Linked DNA regions of Mus musculus: region 2 is linked to region 1. A link is a contact called in ENCODE Hi-C or POLR2A ChIA-PET data. All regions are on one chromosome and are shown on one strand. Each heading gives the region's core, a stretch centred on a gene start or an enhancer-like site at or near the end of the contact. The rest is flanking DNA. Distances are from core to core; before and after follow the strand shown.

Region 1 (5,394 bases), core at 445-2,944:
CCTGCCCAGTTCTTATAAACATTCAGAGCAGCCTTCTTACATGGCTTCTCTGGTCTTGCACACGTTCAGACAGACAAGCACGCAGGCAGACAGACAACAATGAACATATACTCAGAAAATGTGGGACAAACATTCAATGTTGTAGACCATAGTGCCCAGTTAAAACATAGAGTGGACTCTGAACTAAGCCTCACTTTCTGTGAACCCACCTTTCCTGAGGCAATCCATGAGGTTTATAATCTCCACCTCATTTTTTTTTCAATATCGAGTAAATCAAGGAAGCAGCTTATGACCAATGTTTCTTGTGCCACCACAAAGAACCACACAACTGCTGGTTCCTGTTTGTGGTGACAATGGTCTCAACTGAATGAATGGAGGGTACAAGATTCACAAAGCTAATTAGATGATTTGGGCCCAGCTCCCTCTGTCAATGAAGCCATCACTCACAGAGCCCAGGCTTGCCCACCGGGCTCCAGCTCCCTCTGTCAGTGCATGTATCTCCCTAAAGAGCCCAGGCTTGCCCACTGAGCCCTAGCTCCCTCTGCCACTGCAGTCATCCTTCACAGAGCCCAGGCTTGCCCACTGGGTCCCAGCTCCCTCTGTCACTGCAGTCATCCTTCACAGAGCCCAGGCTTGCCCACTGGGTCCCAGCTCCCTCTGTCAGTGCATGTGTCCCACAAAGAGCCCAGGCTTGTCCACTGAGCCCCAGCCCCATCTTCAGTAAAGGATGCTCACCCCAATTCTTCTGCTCCCACTCGGCTTTCCCCCTCCTCTTTCAGAAACAGAGATTGATTTATCTAGGACCTCAGATGGTTCACAATATTCTCAAAACAAATTAGCACCCTCCCTCCAGTGCTCCTGAGGTGACTACATCCAAGAAGGACAGGACAGTGTAAACAACAGTCGGAATTAACTGTGGCTGGCAACGCCACACTAAGTGGCTTCTTTTCCTTTTTCGTCCATCAGCAAAGATGGAACCGGACTTGGCCCAGCACACAGAGCCCAGTGAGCACTGCATAAATCTGCTGTTTGACTGTGAGGAACTTGAAGAACCTAGAGCCAGGCGAGGAACTGGAGCAGTGCTGGGGTTTCAAAGCAGCTAGGAAAAGTCAGAAGGCCTGGGTGGCCAGGCACTGTGCCCTTTGGTAAAGGCTGCAGGTTCCCTCTTGGTTAGCCCAGCAGCCCAGACTTTCCCTCACTGAGAGTCAGAGTTGACACGACATGATTTGTTCCTTTTGGGCTGTGTCAGTTCTGTAAGGCAGACACCAGAGGCTGCAACCAGGAGAGCCTGCGTTTGTTTGGACAGGACAGAGCCACTCAGGGGTTTTCATGTCCTGAAAGCTCCCAGGGCAGAGAGTATATCTGGGGAATTCGTTTTTGTAAAGATTTTCTTTCTTTCTTTCTTCCCCCTCCCCTTCCAACATTTTGTTTAAGAGAAAATGAGATGTCTATCTTCTGTTTCCTTATTTTTTTTCAGGAAAGCGAAGGGTTGTTGACTTCCGCCCTCTCCCCTCCCTTCCTTCCTTCTTCCCGAAGGTACTCATCTGAGAAAAAGAGAACGGGGTATTGTTCCTGTTCTCCTTCTTAAGTCACTTGAAACACTGTCCCTGCGAGTCCTTTAAGTTCCCTGCAATCGGTACACAAGAGAAAGAGGGAGAGAGAGAGAGGGAAAGACAGAGACAGCCAGAGACCAGGTAAAGCGGTGGGGGCTGCTGCCTCTCAGCCCTCAGGAGCTGGTAAGTGACCATGTACTCCTTTCTACCTTCATTTCAATGTCCCTGTGATGGAGACTGACTGGGCATCTTCCACAGAAACCACCTCCCTGGGCTGCTCTTTAATCAAAAGGTGTGACTGATGGGTGGCCTAGAGTGTAAGCTCATGCCTCGTTGCAGAGGAGAATATTAATGCTTTGCAGAGCTGAGGCTTGCCAGGAGTGGAAATGGAATTGTGTTGGGGCTGAGGAGGTCGCTGTGTTAAATTTGAATTGTTTTGTCATAGGCAACTTGAGTTTACTAGGAACCATTGGGACATGTGGTGTGCCCCACTGGAGGGGTCACTGCTCCCAGGACTGCATTCTGAGAGCCCTCTCAGGGTGTCTGTTGAGAATTGTGATTTGCTCATGGAGTTTTGGTATATTTATTGTCTGCCTTGAAGTGTCTTTCTTCTGATTTTTGTTTGTTTGTTTGTTTCCATTCTGTAGTTCACCTCCCCAAAGTGAACTGTTCATGCATGGCTGTTGCTCTGTCCCTGAAGTAGGAGGGAAAGGGAGGGAATACCTCTTTGGAATAGTGCTGTGTGTGGGAGATTTGGGAGAAAGGTGCCCCATGTGGGTTAAATGTAAATGTACTGTCCACTGTCAACTCGGAGTGTCATGCGCCACACAGAAGAAGGCAGGGATACGAGGGCATTGACTTCAGTTTTGGAAATCAGTGTGTGACTGGACTGGAGGATTTAGATTGATTGCTTGTGTCAGGAAGAATGAAAAGCTAAGCCACAGATGCAATTGAAAAACAGTCACCCAGAGCCTGCTGTTCTAAAGCACCAAATAGAACACGGCAAGGTAGTCAGGCTCATATAGACACTATGCCAGCAGCGGTTAAACGTCCGAGTTGCTTCCATTGCGTTTGACAGAGAGGGTAATGTTACCAAGAAGTTGTTATGGCAAGCCAAGAGGGAGCCGGCATCACGTTGTCAAAAATAGGTTAGCAAGGTCAAGCCAAGACTGGGGCACGGCTGCTATTAATAATTTAATCCAGTGAGGTGCTGGATGGGTAGAAGGCAGTGGCCATGCGTGCTTCTCAAACCATTCATTCCTATGGTATAGACGGGTTGAAATCCTCAGGGTATGAGCAGCATAGTAAAAGTAGTTCGACATTTTGAAATTAATTTGGCCAGATCATGTTTTAACCACAATCGCGTAATTAATCTTTATTTGAAACTGAGCTGTCACCTTAATGAAGATGAGACAGTCTAGTAGATCTGGATGATTAATGTAGGTTTGTTATTTATTTTTTAAAAAGAGACTTTCCCTAGAATCCCCATAATACAATGTACATGGAAGAGACAGGATTAGCAGTTGCCCCTTAAGGATGCAACCAAGTGTAACCTTGGTGGCCTGAGGTGCCTGGCTCTTCCCTCACCTGCCCCAGCCACCACATCCCCATGCATCCCCAGGGCAGCAGCGTCCAGGACGGATGTTCTCGGGCATTTTGTATTAGTACTGGCCAATTGCGACCCCAGGAGAGATGCCGGGTGGCACACAATCCTGCTTGACTCCTTTCGCTTTCATTTCTCCTGATATTATTAATGCCATGCACGATGGATGCGATGGGGGACAAACAGCTTCAGGGCCACTCTAAGGATAAGTCAGGTAAAAGCGGGGAGACTATGTTTGCTGTGGTCCTTCCTGGGGGCCAAGACTAAGGAGCTGAGAGTCATGAGGTCATTGCCAGGATGGCTGCTGGATACTGTGGGGGTGGGGGTGAGGTTCAGGAAAAAAAAAATCCTTCACTGACATTAGCCTAGGCCACTGCTACACAATCTATCTTTTCCTCAGCTCCAAAGAGCGAGTTGACATTTGTGGAAATTTCCAGAGTGATTCTTCTCTAGGGACATCATGGGCTCCTTTTTGATAGCATGGGAAATTCCAGTTTGGAATGATCCAGAGCCTTGCTCATACAATAGTTCACTAATTAATTTTATGCCAAAATGGTACCAACAGCTAAATTACCAACGTGTCATCTGCATTTGCAGGGTGCTAACAGTTGAACTTAGGATGTGTGCTAGGCACATGTTCTTCTACCAGTCTCTGCCCCACGCTCGGTTAAGTATTGCTTAGATCACATCATGCATGCTCTGTCTCCCACAGGGCTGTGTGAGCATGCATGACTCAAGTCAGAACAAGAAGAGTGTAAAACGGATGGGACACAGCGAAACAAGCTGAGCTAGAGTTTCAAATTTGTCATTTACTGATGGGGACAGGGGTTTGGATCGGGTCTCTAAGCTAAGTCTGTGTCTCCCAAATGTAAAACTGCTTTCATACAATATATTCTGAGGATGAAGTGAAACCACAGCTAGGAAGCAGCTAGCACAATACTAGGGAACTCGCAGGAGTCAGCCACTGTCAGATCTTTTTCAGACTCATATATTAATACTTAGGTGGTTGGCCTGGGTTTTGACAAATTGAGAAAATAGACTAAAATTTTGTCATGTATTTATTCTTGATACTATACCAACGATCTATCAGAAGAAATCATTCCTTATAATTTTCAAGTCGGGCACACACTGAATACGCATATTCCGAGCCTTGAAATCACATGACACAAAAGCCCGGTATTGTTGGACATGCTCATGTCCATCCGTCTTGAAGGCACAGGTGCGGTGGACCTTAGCTGCATGTAGTGACAGCGGCACTCCAGCCTCCACTGTTGGGAAAGGCTTCCTTTAGGACCACACTTCTGTCCTGGGATGCACGTGGGAAGAGAGCTGAAAGATGCTACGGACATCGGTACTTCCTCCCACCCACTTCCCCATGTTCATGGTTTTCACTGCCGTGACCTCTTCCCTGACTGTGCAGGACTGTAGACGATGGTGGCCATGCCACAACTTACAGGGGGAGAAGAGCAAGTGGAAGTGACATAAGGTGCTGTTCCCTCTTCCTAACCATCCAGCATCGAGCTCTCACCCCCAGATTCATCAGTAGCAAGGTGTCAGCCACGGATGTGTGCACTGGGTTGGGGAGGAGGTGTGTGTGAACCAACTGTTGTTTCTCTCTCTCTCTCTCTCTCTCTCTGTCTCTCTCTCTCAACTTCACCACCAGCAAGTCTGTTAGCTCATCAAATAAAAATGATACTTTTATTTAGCTCCCAAACTTCCCTCCACGTTCCAAAAACAGAACAGGCAACACCAAACGAGCCGGACTCCACCACCCAGAGCTGGACTCTACCACCCAGAGCCCAAGCTCCTGAGACCCTTGCTTTAGAGTAAAGGCTCTGATACAATGGAGACTGATTCGGACACCAACCTAAGAAGCACAAATTCAAGCTGGGCACCCCACCCCACTGTGCAAAAAGTGCCTTTCAATGTGGGGTGGTGCGGAGAAAAAGGCCAGATTGGAAGTCAGACCATATGTGTTCTGATCCAGCTCTGTACTCCCTGACCGATACCTTACCGGATTTCTTTACTTGCTTGGACCTCTGATCTCTCTGTGGAGAATGACAGGGTTGGATAAAGTCAATGATGAGAGTAGGTGAGAACCACAGAGAGGGACCAGCTTGTCTATTGTCATATCAGGACCTAGAATAGCACATAGCATACAATGATGAAAAAGAATATTTGTTGAATAGATGAATTATAAACGAATGGGCTGTCCAGTGGAGTGAGCTCTCTTTATAT
Region 2 (5,369 bases), core at 1,415-3,914, 54 kb after region 1:
ACGTGTCAGGGCCCGGCATGGAATGGAGAGGCAAGGCCTCTTCACAGAGATGACCAGCTTCAAGGCAGAAGAAGCAGTAACTTGGACTCAGGACCCCCCTGACAAACAGGCCTGCGAGCACCCCCAACTCTCTGGACTCCACAAACACCCCTTCCCTCTCATCTCAGACACCCCTCTATTTCCCTTCTCGCCCCATCAACCCCATCAGTGGTTGACCATTGACAGCTGCTCTGCCTGCAGAGATTTACTGTCTCCTGTACTGCAGGTGCTGGCAGGGTCTCCTACACTTGCACATCAAACACAAGCTGCATTAATTATCTTACCAACTGTTGGTTGCAGTGCAATTGTTGCTCTATAAAGGGAGCTACCTCTTAGTTTATTCTCCAAAGACATACACAGCTGCTCATTCCAGCCACCTTCCATTTGTACTGTATCTATTCTGATTCCTTGGTACAAACATTGTCTTGGGGGAAACCCCTGAGGTGGAGGGGTAGGTCAGAGCAGACATAGCCTTGGGGTGGAGGAGCCCCTGAGATGGAGGTCAGGACAAAGCCAGTCTAAGCAGTCTGGGATCTTGGAGCATTCCTAGAAGAGTTCTGTTTCCCTACCTTCAAAGGCTTACAAGATATCTTGGGCCTGACAGTACATGAGCATCTAGAAAGTTCTCTATAGTACCAGGGCACAAAAGCTGCTCAGAGTAGTGTACTCTGGGCCTAATGCTTCAGTGGGCCTTCCTGGATGGATGTTTTTGGCCTCTGTTCACAGACAACTATACCCTTCTCCACCCTGATGACTGTGTGCCATACATGGTCCCAAGGGCATGGGAGAGTCAGCTGGGTGTCTCAGAAACTCCATTTTACCTTCCTTAAGGGTTTCTCAGGCTCTTGATGTCTGGCACACATCGTCTGATCCCATAAGAAAGTGAAATCCCAGCTTCTACGAGAGAGACAGTTTATCCTGAGCTCTCAGAACAGGAGCTGAACGGCTTCACTCCGAAGGCCAGAATACACCTTCACCTAGAGAGTACTGTCTGTCATAGGGAAAAGCAATTTGGAGGATAAAAGGCATTCTCATCATACTTAGCTGGCCCTTCTCCAACACTTAGACATTTCTGAAATAGCAATCCGTGTAGGTCACCTTGACTGAGCCCTTTCTTCCTGAGAGCTCCAGTGCAAGCTGTCAGGTTCTTTCTCTCCTCATTACCACTTCCCCACAGCAACACCCTTTGGGCTAGCCTGTGGTATCATCACTCTTCATCATTTCAACAGACTTCCCTGGTGTGTATGGGTTCCTTCCCGTGCCTGACAACCATAGGGTAGAGAGATTCCTAAAGCCTGAAGCCTGGTTCACATCTCTCGGAAGAGCAGGTCGATCTTGGGATGTCCTGTGGTCTTTGCTTCTTACCCATATTGAGCTGTATAGAAATCTGTCCCTGAATGACGTTTGTAGGGTATTGGAAGGGTTAGACGAGAGATGGAGGCCACTCGTTCATTGCTATGCACTTTGTAACCAATGGAGACAAATGTCTGACCAGCCACATAGTGATGGTAGGAAACAAGCTTAACCAATTACACCCAAGTTTGATAGTCATAGCAGAGATAGTTATTCTCTTCTCATGATTGACATGGTCAGCAAAAAAAAGAAAAAAAAAAAAACCAAAAAGCTAGGCTTCCAGCAGCCACTGAGACACTGCAGCCCTGAGCTAGCTCAATTGCCTTTCCCCAACAATTAGTGACAAGAAAGATTCTTTCAGCAACAGATTCTAATTTCTTAGGATTTTGGCCATTAAAATCCCCTCCTCAACATAAATCTCCCATTGCAGCATGAAATAGTTCTCAGTGGAAACAGCTGTCCCCAGGGAGCAGGAATGTCACTGGCTGTAGAATCAAGCATTAACAATAGGGTAGGATGGGAAATTAGTGGAGAGGGAAGTTTTCCATTTTCTGTTTCTTTCTTTCTTCTGTCTGTGTATATATATACCACAGAGACAGAAGAAGGGCGTATATATATATGTGTGTGCATATATATATATGACTGCCCTTCTGGACTCTTGCTATTGGCTCGACTTCTAGACTCCTTGTTCCTGGCAGCCAGCTGGAGTTTGTCTAGAGAGCCAGCCTGTAGGCTTAAGTTATGTTTCACAGATATGCTTCCCAGATTTGGCATAAGCACGCAGCTCTTGATTTGGATACTATCTCTATAGTGGCGGCACTCCATAATAGCCAAGATCCAGCTGCCGTCTTTGGAAAACCTTCCAAAAGACCAGGAAAACCAGGAAGAGCTTCCATCCAGAATTTCCGGGACAAATTCCCTTTTGAGATGGGTGAAGCCCAGAGCTGCCTAAGTTATGAGTCACCAGGTCTTCTACTGCCTTTTCTACAGCAGAGGGCTGAGCGCAGGTCCATGAGTGGGGCAGACAGATAAAGTTAGTTGCCTGGAAAAGGGGGTTCTACTTCCTGCACCAAATGGATTGTGGGCTGTTTGGTATACTGAAAGGAGGGAGATCAGACCGGGTAGTTTATAGGGACTCAGTGCCAGTGCCCATGGTGAGGGTTTTCAGGTTGGTGTGGAGGGGGTTAAGGCAGTGACCAGATAGCAGCCTTTTGGCAGCAAAGCCCTCCTCCTAGGCAGAAGGAAGGATATTGCTGTATGAACTGCCTGCTTAACAATGCCTCACATGTCCCCAGGGGCCCGCCTGCAAATAGATTTCATCTTGCTTTCTCTTGTACTTTTCAAAGCTTCCTGTTTTCTCACGGTCCTTTTGGACAGTTTACACTCTCTCTCCCTCCCTCCCTCCCTCCCTTCCTCTCCCTTTGAGGAAAGGAACACCCTTCTTATTAAAGAGGAGAGAGGGAGAGGAATGTGAGGGAAGGGCGGCCATTCTCTGGGGCTGGCTGAAGCTCTTTGACCTCTCCTCTCTGGGTAGGAAAGCATAGCTTCCTGGTGCATCTTGGCTCTGAAGCTCACCTCAGGGAGTAGCCTGGTCTAGTGCTGCTTGACCTTCTAAGCCTCTGGACTTAGCCAAGTGGCCGTTGTGATTGCTCTGTCTCTGCCCACCACTGACCTCTCTGTGGCAGCTGCTGCCTCGGGGGCTCCCGGGAAGGGAGCAACTCCAGGCCCTGTATCTCGGAGAGGAGGTGGGGAAGGGCACCAGGAGGCCAGTGCAAGGAGGCTGAAGCAAAGAGAACGCATTCCAGCTGTTTCAAGGTCATCCGGGACATCAGAGAGACAGATGCTGGGCTTTCCAAAAGCCTGTGATCTGTAGTGAATCTCCCATGAATCCCAGAGTTGGGCTTCTCTTCAGCCCCAGGTCATCGGGCAGGGGTTCAGCCAGAAGACTCCTTTCTGTTCCTTTGATGTTTGAAAAGCACAGCACCCTCACTGGGGTGCGATGGCTCACATCTGGAAAGATAGAGGCTGTATCCTCAGCCCCCTACCAGTATCTCTCTTACTTTGATGCAGATCTTGTTAGGAAGGCGATCCTTCATCCAGACCTGGCTTAGGAATGCGTTTATGTTTTCAATTCAGGAAGCCTTCCTTCAGCTACTGATTTTGTTTTTCCCAGAGAAGAAATGAGTTTGGCCGGTGGTCCCTCTGCACTCTTGCTCCTGTTCCCAGAGTTCTGCAGGAACTCTGCTTAGAGCTGACATTCCAGGACTCTGTAGATAGCAGATCCCAGTCCAGCCTCAGTTTTTCTGACCCCCCTTTATTGTCTGAGTGGGACGGCTCTGTGTTTCACAGACATCAAAACAAAACCTCTCTCTACTTGGGCATTGCCATGCGAGGACACTCTTCTGGGAACTAGAAAGACGTGAGTGTTCTGAATGAGAGCGAGAGGTCAGAGGTGGGGGGAAGACACTGAGTAGCTATTGCTGAGATGTGAATGAGGCCCGGGTGTTTCAGGTCCTTCATGGGCTGACTCCACCCTTCTGCCAGTGAGGGTTTTCTTTTACAAACTGGTGTGCGTGCAGGAGGAGAATAAGTAATGGCTATATTTTAAGATTGTTGTATAAGGTGATGCTATTTTCCTGACTTGTTACATATTCTCCCAGCCTCAGGCTTAACAACTCCTCTTAAGTAGCCGGGTCCCTGATACTGAGGTTGGTTACAGAGAAAATAGAGACGACCCTGGCATTAAAAACTGCCTGGGCCCCGTTTGGGCCTTCCAACACCTATTAAAGTTGATGTGCCTCCACTCACCATTGTGGTATCTCTCCCTTGTTACAACCAACAGGCTACCACTCTACTATAAAAAAAAAATTAAACTTGCCAACAGCACAGAAACTGGAATCAGAGCTGACCCATCATGAACTCACAGTGGACTTTCCTTCAGGCCACTGGGATTACTGTGGAGCACAATATAATAATTTTTTTTTTGGTCATTTTGGTTTTTCAAGACAGCGTTCCTTTATGAGGTCCTGGCTGTCCTGGAGTTCATTAAGTAGACCATGCTTGCCTTGAACTCATAGGTCTGACAATATAATTTAAAAGTCATAACGTTCCCATAGGCCACTAAAATGTCCCAAAAGTTTCATGTTGAGTGAATTGAGCCAGAAAATTGGTAGCAGTGAACATGCATTCACTGGGCTCTCAGAAAGGATCAAAAGGTAATTTGTCTGTCCTAGTTATGGTTACTAACGGTGATAAAACACCATAATTAAAGCCACTTGGGGAAGAAAGGGTTGATTTTTCAGCTTACAGTCCATCATGAGGGAAGGGCAGGAACCCGGAGGCAGGAGCTAATGCAGAGGACGTGGAAACGTGTTGCTTACTGACTTGCCCCCCATGGCTTGCTTTATTAGAGAATCCAGGGCCATCAGCCCAGGGACAGCACATCACATCAATCGCTGTAACTAAGAAAATGCTGGATCTTACGGAGGCATTTTCTTAATTGAGGTCCCTCCCTTCATATAACTCTAGCTGGTGACAAGTGGACATAAAACTAGACAGCACACTTGTCTGAGGCTGAAGAGGAACCTGCAAGATACTCAGAGGGGACCATCAGACAAGCACAGAACTCTGAGGGCAGGTCTGCGGTGAGGGAAGTTTGAAGGTTGAAGGTTGACGGGTGGAACCTTGGGGTGGATGAATTGCAGTCCCAAGTCCCCAAGTCCCAGGTGTGGTGGGTATGACAGCTCTAAGCAGTTGACCCTTTTCCCAATGGCAGCAGTTCGTGTAGTGTAAGGCAGATTCATGTGTCTATAAATATTAATGAAGACAATTCATACTTATGCCAAATCAAACATAAAGGGCATACCGCACATTCTTCAAGAAAGGGATGAACTATCTGCCAGTTGTGTGTGTGTGTGTGTGTGTGTGTGTGTGTGTGTGTGTGTTTGGTGCACGTTCACATGGAGGCCTAAGGTCAA

The links. Hi-C counts contacts between places; a loop is a spot of excess contacts on that map. ChIA-PET counts read pairs that join two places held with the same protein, here RNA polymerase II (POLR2A).
Region 2: a loop to region 1 is called in a map of heart, with 4 times the contacts of the local background. The contact joins the enhancer-like site here to the promoter of Zfp366 in region 1. A Hi-C loop is called at or near these places in 11 of 37 maps with a recorded cell type or tissue (adrenal gland, gastrocnemius, heart and 1 more). POLR2A ChIA-PET finds 5 or more read pairs at or near these places in 1 of 5 experiments (Patski).

What each region holds. Positions count from the first base shown.
Region 1 is chr13:99,183,129-99,188,522 of GRCm38, forward strand. Zfp366 (zinc finger protein 366) reads left to right here and starts at 1,695. Exons shown (of 5, transcript NM_001004149.1): 1 at 1,695-1,736.
Region 2 is chr13:99,236,183-99,241,551 of GRCm38, forward strand. All of the region lies in intron 3 of Zfp366 (zinc finger protein 366), which reads left to right. Among named protein-coding and RNA genes, the nearest start is that of Zfp366, 54 kb to the left of the region's middle. Within about 2 kb of position 2,665, at least 3 of the 3 ENCODE cell types and tissues checked have a DNase peak (open chromatin) inside an H3K27ac peak, as active enhancers do; they include gastrocnemius, heart and left cerebral cortex, where a contact is called at or near this core.